Regions from separate parts of the Homo sapiens genome. Here region 1 is linked to region 2. A link is an interaction called in ENCODE POLR2A ChIA-PET data of the cell type or tissue named here. Cell type or tissue: B cell. All regions are shown on one strand. Links, peaks and the distances in the headings refer to the core of each region. The heading gives the core; the rest is flanking DNA. Region 1 overlaps RASA2 (RAS p21 protein activator 2). Region 2 overlaps RASA2 (RAS p21 protein activator 2).

Evidence for each region. ChIA-PET counts read pairs that join two places held together with the same protein. Peaks named below come from ENCODE experiments on the same cell type or tissue, not always from the same donor. Only the 100,000 strongest peaks of a DNase experiment are listed, where the experiment ranks them.
Region 1: POLR2A ChIA-PET joins it to region 2 with 6 read pairs; 2 of 35 experiments call an interaction of 5 or more read pairs at or near these places.

What each region holds. Positions count from the first base shown.
Region 1 is chr3:141,582,971-141,587,378 of GRCh38, reverse strand. It overlaps RASA2 (RAS p21 protein activator 2), which reads right to left. Exons shown (of 24, transcript NM_006506.5): 18 at 1,281-1,354; 19 at 627-733. Among named protein-coding and RNA genes, the nearest start is that of RASA2-IT1, 60 kb to the right of the region's middle. In B cell, for the core only: no CTCF peak of the experiment used is centred there; no DNase peak of the experiment used is centred there.
Region 2 is chr3:141,496,628-141,501,035 of GRCh38, reverse strand. All of the region lies in intron 1 of RASA2 (RAS p21 protein activator 2), which reads right to left. Among named protein-coding and RNA genes, the nearest start is that of RASA2, 12 kb to the right of the region's middle. In B cell, for the core only: no CTCF peak of the experiment used is centred there; a DNase peak (open chromatin) is centred at 2,055; H3K4me3 peaks cover 1,104 bases; H3K27ac peaks cover 3,387 bases.

The DNA of each region.
Region 1 (4,408 bases), core at 88-4,087, 86 kb before region 2:
GGACTGTGTCAGTCTACTGAAGGATAAGCTTTGCCTCTCTGCAGCTCTCAAATCACACTGTAGGAAGATGGCTTCATTTACACAAATAGCCCACTTGTAAAGGCAACAGAGTCTTCTCACAAGGCAAATTATTAAGTCATCCACCTTGGGGTTAGCTTAGCTAAGAGCCTAGGATGAATTTGACAACTGTATAGGGATCACAATCTATGGTATAACTGTGGGAATTTTTGGCTGATATTTCCCAGCAAAGGACAGAAATAGTCTCATTTATTCGATATGGAATCTTGCTAATTTTGCCTCTGAGAGTTAAAGAAACTCCCATGTTCTAAGAGGTTTAGCTGTTGTTCTTTGATAAATAACAGTATGGATTACTATGGATTTTTAGAAAACAGAGCACACTGAAGGAACACCATTTTCAGAAACTCAAGAAATTTAATGTGAGAAAAACATAATATACATGGGGTTACTGTCAAATATTTTTTCATTCTTAGTACGTATGTATCAGTGTGAGAAACCATAAACTACAGTAATATTACTGAAAGGATTCACTAGAGTCACAATAAGCGGCAAAGAAACCTTCACTGAGAACCAGGAAAAACCCCACAATAAAGCATAAACACAACTACCTGGCTGTTTGTGGTAGGTGAGCTCTCTGCTTGTTAAGCAGAACCATCGTTTCTTAAAATTCTTTTTTCCAATCCGAGTTCTTCCTTGAGCTCTTTTATACATCTCACTGCCAACATAACAGATGTAAACATTTAGCTATAAAAATTAAAAGTTAATCCAAAACAAAGAAGTATCCTTTAACTTTAAATGACATGAATAGTAGTGTAAGATTATATTAAATATATAAAAATGTTTTTGCTATCCATGACTGTTGCATTTATTTTGGCCACACTAAAGGAATAAGGTCTTTAATTAATTTAATATTTTTAATTGTACTATACAGAACAAAAAAGGGTCAAATGAGTGGTTCCCCCCCTTAACTTATAATAAACACTTTACATTAAGACTAATAGTGCTGTTACTTTTTAAAAGTACTCTAAATACCCATCATCTCACTATAATTGCAAAACAACTCTAGGACTGTATGCACAGGAAATCATGCTTTTTTGCCATAAAGTTTGTAGGACAGTAAAGGCGACTTACCTGACTGCTAATTTTGGCAGTTCTAACACAGCACACAAAGCCAGATCTCCTCACTCTTAGACCCACGCTCTTTGTACTTACTTAATATCTATACTGATATATGACTTTCACGTCTAATTTGATTAAATTACCCTTCTTTCAGGTGCACAGGCTCACTCGTACCACTGGACTCTTTAGTTTCAGTAGATGAAATTTCATCCAAGAACTAAATGGGGAAATGGGCAAATATTACACTGTGTGATAAGGTACATTATAAAAAATTCAGTTTATCTTACATGTCATTAATTATAATGGGAAGTTCTTCATTATTAATGAATACACATAATAGTAATTTATAAAACAAAACACATATTTAATTAGAGAGGAAATCCCTAATTTACAAATGACAAGTATTATAAAAGTATTATTTATTTATTTATTTATTTATGTGGAGACAGAGGCTCACTCTGTTGCCCAGGCTGGAGTGCAGTGGTGCAATCTCAGCTCACTGCAACCTCTCCTTCCTGGGTTCAAGTGATTCTCATGCCTCAGCTTCCCAAGTAGCTGGGATTACAGGCATGTGCCACCATGGGCAGCTATTTTTTTTTATTTTTAGTAGAGACAGGGTTACGCTATGTTGGCCAGGCTGGTCTTGAACTCCTGGCCTCAAGTGATCTGCCTGACTCAGCCTACCAAAGTGCTGGAATTACAGGTGTGAGCCACCGTGCCCAGCCTAAAACTTTGTTCTTAAGTTACTTAAAACCCAGAACATATTTCCTTGTAGGAATAATTCAATCCATAATTCCTTAACTGCAATTCTGAAATACATAACATTCTGAATACAAAGTTTTTAAATCTTGTCTTTGATTTGAAGTACTCATTTAGGGGTATAACTTAACCTGAACTGGTGTAAGGCTATTTACACTCTGTACTTATATTACTTACTGTAAGTATTCATATACTGTGCTATAAGAATTAATGTATTTGATTGTGGGGTGCTACCCTAGGCTCCACTGGGGGGTGTTAAATATAGTATATACTGATTACCTTTTGAAACTCTGAAAAACTGAATTCTGAAATACTTTTGGTCCCAATGATTTTACATATAAGATTGTGAACCTTTATTATAGGTTAAGAATCACCAAAGTATGGCTCAGAGGGCCACGTTTGACCTGTAGCCTGTTTTTGTAAGGCCCATAAGAATACAGGTTGAACATCCTTAATCTGAAAAATCCCAAATGTTCCAAAACCCAAAACTTTTTGAGTGCCAACAGGATATTCAAAGGAAATGCTTGCTGGTGCATTCTGGATTTTGAATTTTGGATTTTCAGATTAGGGATGCTCAATCAGTTAAAAAAAATATATATGGAGAGAGAGAGAATGAATAAAAGTATTTCAAAATTTGAAAAAAATCCAAAATCCAAAACACTTCTGGTCTCAACCATTTTGATAAAGGATACTCAACCTGTAACTATTACATTTCTAAATGTAACAATTAGGGTTACATTTAGGATTGTGAAAGGGTTGTGAAAACAAAGACTAAGTGGCAGAGACCTTATGTGATCAGCAAAGCCTAAAATATTTTCTCACTGTCCCTTTACAGAAAAGAGTTTGCCAACTTCTATCATATATAACTGACTTTAGCTCTGAGAGATGGTATTTCACAGTCATGACTGAAGAGTAAACAGATTATCTGGGATAATCGAAATCTAATCGCCATTTATAAACTTCCCATCAAGAAAATTTATAGTATCCATCTTTACCAAGTCAGCTAGTGAAAAACATTTAACTTCATAAATATGCTACCCTGACTGGTCAAGGGCTTTTTAGTATTTGGCTGTCTCTTCATGGGAAAGGGAAATCAGCAGTTCAAGGAACGATTCCTTTTTCCTTTCTTTTTTTTTTTTTTTTTTTTTTTTTGGGATGGAGTTTTGTTCTGTCGCCCAGGCTGGAGCGCAATGGTGCGATCTCGGCTCACTTCAACCTCCACCTCTCAGGTTCAAGTGATTCTCCTGCCTCAGCCTCCCGAGTAACTGGGACTACCGGCGCCTGCCACCATGCCCGGCTAATTTTTGTATTTTTAGTAGAGACAGGGTTTAACCATATTGGCCAGGCTGGTCTTGAACTCCTGATCTTGTGATCCACCTGCCTCGGCCTCCCAAAGTGCTGGGATTACAGGCGTAAGCCACCGTGCCTGGCTGGAACAATTCTTTTCTTTTCTTCTTCTTTTTTTTTAATCTACCATTACTTTGATTTTGAGGAACAATTCTTGTTCTTAAAGAAGAATCCTATTTTGCCCCCTAAATGAGCTATCCATTTATTTAGTTCATTAGATGGATATTACAAACTCAGAAACTCAGAGAGGGTCTGCATTTCTTTGCTTTTTCCTTTATACTTCTCTACATTATTCTGCTTAGGACTTAAAAACAAACCACATTCCAATAAGGATAGTATTGAGGCTCCAGTGCCTATTCTAAAGTGGAATTTGTAGGCACAGCCATTTTCTCCTAAGACTGGCTGACAATTGCCTGCCAGAGCTCAGACTTAAGGAGTTTTGAAATGGAATGTTTACTTCTGTTTGCTGGGAGAAAATATTGGTAAGTGAAAGAACAAGAACAGAGTTCCTTTTGCATTATATGTGGGTAATGTGGGTACAAGTATCCAAGGGAACTGAAGAAGCGCCCTATCACAGCATCGACTCTCCCAGATGGACCATGCACTAATGGAGTCTGAGTTATGTGAATATTTTATTTCTTAATATATACCTGAAGTCACTGATTTGTTAGCAAATATTTATTATTTATAATAATTTATTTTATTTTTTTGAGACAGAGTTTTGCTCTTGTTGCCCAAGCTGGAGTGCAATGGCATGATCTCGGCTCACTGCAACCTCTACCTCCTGGGTTCAAGCGATTCTCTCGCCTCAGCCTCCCTAGTAGCTGGGATTACAGGCACGTGCCACCAGGCCTGGCTAATTTTTTGTATTTTTAGTAGAAACAGGGTTTCACCATGTTAGCCAGGCTGGTCTCCAACTCCTGACCTCAGGTGATCTGCCCGCTTCGGCCTCCCAAAGTGCTGGGATTACAGGCATGAGCCACTGCACCCAGCCAATAATTTATTTATTATAATTCTTAAGGAACTATGGGGTAAATACAGAGATATAAGTGAAAGAAAACCCAGTAATTAAGATGGACTATAGGCAGGGTGACTATAGGTCCCAGTTTGCTCAGGACCATCCCTATCAGGACCATTCCTATCATCCCAGAATAATCACTAATAG
Region 2 (4,408 bases), core at 94-4,093:
TGATTTTGAGTGGAAACTGCAGACAGGTGTATCTTACTAAATCATAATAATCTCTGCTGGGCTTTACTGCATTATACCTGGTCTGTGTATATTTGAGTTTGCAACTCCTTAGCCAGTTAATCTTCTAGGTTCTCTATAGCTCTAAAATCTGAGAGACAAAAAAAATAAAAAATAAAAAAATAAAATCTGAGAGACAACACTTGAAATTTAAAAAGCACAGAGTAACACTGATTTCTAATGCTTTCAGATATTAACACTTATTGCCAGTTTAACCTGATGAACACTACAAGAACTGGATATACATGTAAGTATGAATACTCCAGTACATTTCTATCAAATAAGTTATCCATTAAGAAAACTATGAAAAGATACTTTATGAGTATCACTACTGCTCATGTTAGAACCAACACTTAACTGAGCACAAAATGCCAGGCAGTATACCGAGTCATTTAACCTTTTCACAACTATGCTATATGATTAGTAAAACTACTATTCCTAATTTGTAGACAAGGAAGCTGAGGCTCAGAGAGGTTAAGTGATTAGTAGAAAAGTAGCAGAAAACCATGCTTTAAACATGCTACCTTAGCCTTTATCATTTAATCAGTTTTCACACACTTAAAAAATATTTTGTATATAATAAATCTTACACAAGAAAAAAACACTCCCATTGATTTATCTTTAACAGTTCTGAATGGAGAAAGGAAGAGAAGAACTGTCTTTATCACACATGACCTTCCAAAGAGTCTCAAATTTACCCCCTTCAGAGTACATCAGATTGCTGCAGGGTATGAAGAAACAAAAACAAAAAAAGGAGGGGGGACTGTCAAGAACTACTGAAAAGAAAAAAGTTATGTAGCTGTTATTTCCTTCCTTAGTGGCTCCTTAACTGTCATCTTGAAAACACCACTGGAAAGTTACACATTTGTGACATTAATCAGACAGAGAATGAGAAATAGTACCAATAGGCATATGGTGACTGCTGGAATATCTACCACTAAGCAGAGTTTTCCAATGCATAAATTAACATGGTGAGATAACTCAGTTGTCAAGCAATTTTCCTCACTCCTGGCAAATGACTTGTATCTGTAAAATAATCCAAGAGTCTATAATCCCACTCGATTGGTAATCTTTAAAAAAACAACACATTGGCCAGGCACGGTGGCTCATGCCTGTAATCCCAGCACTTTGGGAGGCCGAGGTGGGCGGGTCAGGAGATCGAGACCATCCTGGCTAACATGGCGAAATGCCGCCTCTACTAAAAACACAAAAATTAGCTGGATGTGGTGGCGTGCACCTGCAGTCCCAGCTAATCGGGAGGCTGAGGCAGGAGAATTGTCGAACCTGGGAGGTGGAGGTTGCAGTGAGCTGAGATCGCACCACTGCACTCCAGCCTGGTGACAGAGGGAGACTCCGTCTCAAAAAAAAAATCAACACATTAAATAACTCCTACCAGAAATCTGGTTCTGCCTAAGAACAAGGCACTATGATAAAATGAGGTAGTACCAGTGAGCAAACACTTGAGTGGGCACAGGACTCTAGGAATATGACACAGTTTGGGTGGCTAGCCGAGACTCAGTGAAGCAAAGAACTGTTTTTTCGTGTGTGTGTGTGTGGCTATAAAACCTGAACTATATATAAGTACAATTCCACATAAATAAGGCAATCCTGTATAGTGGTATTATATCACAAGGGTTTTTGTGGGTATAAAACCTGAACTATATATAAGTACAATTACACATAAGTAAGACAATGGCTAGTGACAAGACAAAGTCAAAGTAAACGCATAAATACCACTGCAACTCCTCAGTGATAAAGTCTACAGAACATAATCGGGGCTAGTTGCTGCATGGAAGTCATGTGCACAATAACTATCATACAGTTATCTACACTGCTATCATATTAATCACTTTTCACTGAAGCTTAATCTAGAACAAGAAGTTAGGAAACTACTATACACGAAAAGGCAAGTTTCACAAGGTATTGCCAGGAAGTGTCTATGGGTTATATAGATACGTCACCAAGTTGCGGGCAGGATCTTCCTGTGGTTTGCCTTGCCCACTTCCGGTTTCAGTTTTGAATGTGTGCTGATCTACAAGCTCCCTACAGACCCCTTCCTCAAGTGGCAAACCAAACTCTGAAGTACATATGGCAGGAATCTCTTCTGGGCTAAGCCAATGGTACCTATAGCTACAAGAAGCTTAGCAAGGCTACCAAGGTGACCAAGAGAGCCTGGTATGACAAACAAAAGGAAGGCAAAAAGCCAGGTGCTGGCAGAACTCAGGGCTACATGGACAGGCTATATATGGGATATGGCTGTTATTTCTGGTGACAGCATCCAGGGGGCCAAAATAGGATTCATATTGATCTTCGCCCCCCCTCCACAAAAAAAAGACACCTAGACACATAAAGAAGTTACACCCATGAGCATATAAAGGTGTGTATGTGTATATCTGTGTGTGTGTATGTATGTGTGTACACATATCCAAGAACCACTCAAAAGTACATACAAACCCACATAAGCAGTTAGGCAGCTAAAATAATTACATTCATGAACCCCCAAAACAGGCCAGAAGATAAATTCTTATGGCATTCAAACATCATAATTTTATTGAATATCCACTACATTAGACCATAGCCAATTTAGGAGTAATTATCAACTTCTTGACAACATAAATGTATTCATCAATTCCTTCCAATATATCATCTCACAGGCAGCTTTGTAGAGAAAGGGATGTGGGCTTTGGTAACATAAAGACTTTCTGAAAACTTGGCTCTGCTCCCTTACAATCCTGAGCAAATAACCTCTGTCTGTTGCTTCTTCTCTAAAATAGGAATAACAATCTTCTTCATGAAATTGGATTACATGAAATATTTTGCAAAGTATCCTAACACAACATCTGGAAACCAGGAAATACTCAATAAACATTAGTTCACCCCATCTACCAAGAATATTTTATATAAAACTGTAAAATTCAAAACTAAAATTCTGTACCACTCACACAAATGTCATATTTTAAAGGATCCAAAATTTTCAGACCCTTTTTACCACATTTCTCTGAAACAATGTATTAAAATTTTAAAAAGTTTTTCTAACATAAACAATTAGTCAAACAGGCAAAGTATATAAGAATTTGCTGTATTATTTCTACTTTTTTTTTTTTTTTGAGACAGGGTCTCACTTTGTCACCCAGGCTGGAGTGCAGTGGTGCGACCTCAGCTCACCGCAGCCTCAACCTCCTGGGCTCAAGTGATTCTCTGGCCTCAGCATTCCAAGTATTAATAGCTAGGGCTGAAGACACACACCACTATGCCTGGCATTTTTTTTTTTTTTTCGTTTGTAGAAACGGAGTTTTGCCATGTGGCCCAGGCTGGTCTCAAACTCCTGAGCTCAAGCCATCCACCCTCCTCAGCCTATTCTTACAATTTGTAAGTTTGAAATTATATCAAAAGTTACCAAAAAAACTTAACAGAAAAGTTGACTTTATTTCTTCTATAGCACTCAAAATGTTACAAAACCTAACATTTGATTACTCTTGTTTTGCAGATAGGATAGTCTTCCAAAGTAGAGCAACAGAGACTGGCACAGCTTAAGATTAATACTGTATCAAGTTCATTTATATAAATAGTTACTTTTGATAATATAATATATAAATATACTCCCTATAGGAAATCAAACCATTACAGATAAGGCTAACTCGCTCTTTTTTTTTTTTTATTATACTTTACGTTTTAGGGTACATGTGCACAATGTGCAGGTTTGTTACATATGTATACATGTGCCATATTGGTGTGCTGCACCCATTAATTCGTCATTTACATTAGGTATATCTCCTAATGTTATCCCTCCCCCCTCCCCTCTCCCCCCACCCCACGACAGGCCCCGGTGTGTGATGTTCCCCTTCCTGTGTCCAAGTGTTCTCATTGTTCAATTCCCACCTATGAGTGAGAACATGTGGTGTTTGGTTTTTCGTCCTTGTGATAGTTTGCTGAGAATGATGGTTTCCAGCTTCATCCATGTCCCTACAAAGGACATGAATTCATCCATTTTTATGGCTGCATAGTATTCCATGGTGTATATGTGCCACATTTTGTTAACCCAGTCTATCACTGATGGACATGTGGGTTGGTTCCAAGTCTTTGCTATTGTGAATAATGCCGCAATAAACATACGTGTGCATGTGTCTTTGTAGCAGCATGATTTATAATCCTTTGGGTATACACCCAGTAATGGGATGGCTGGGTCAAATGGTATTTCTAGTTCTAGATCCCTGAGGAATCGCCACACTGACTTCCACAACAGTTGAACTAGTTTACAGTCCCACCAACAGTGTAAAAGTGTTCCTATTTCTCCACATCCTCTCCAGCACCTGTTGTTTCCTGACTTTTTAATGATCGCCATTCTAACTGG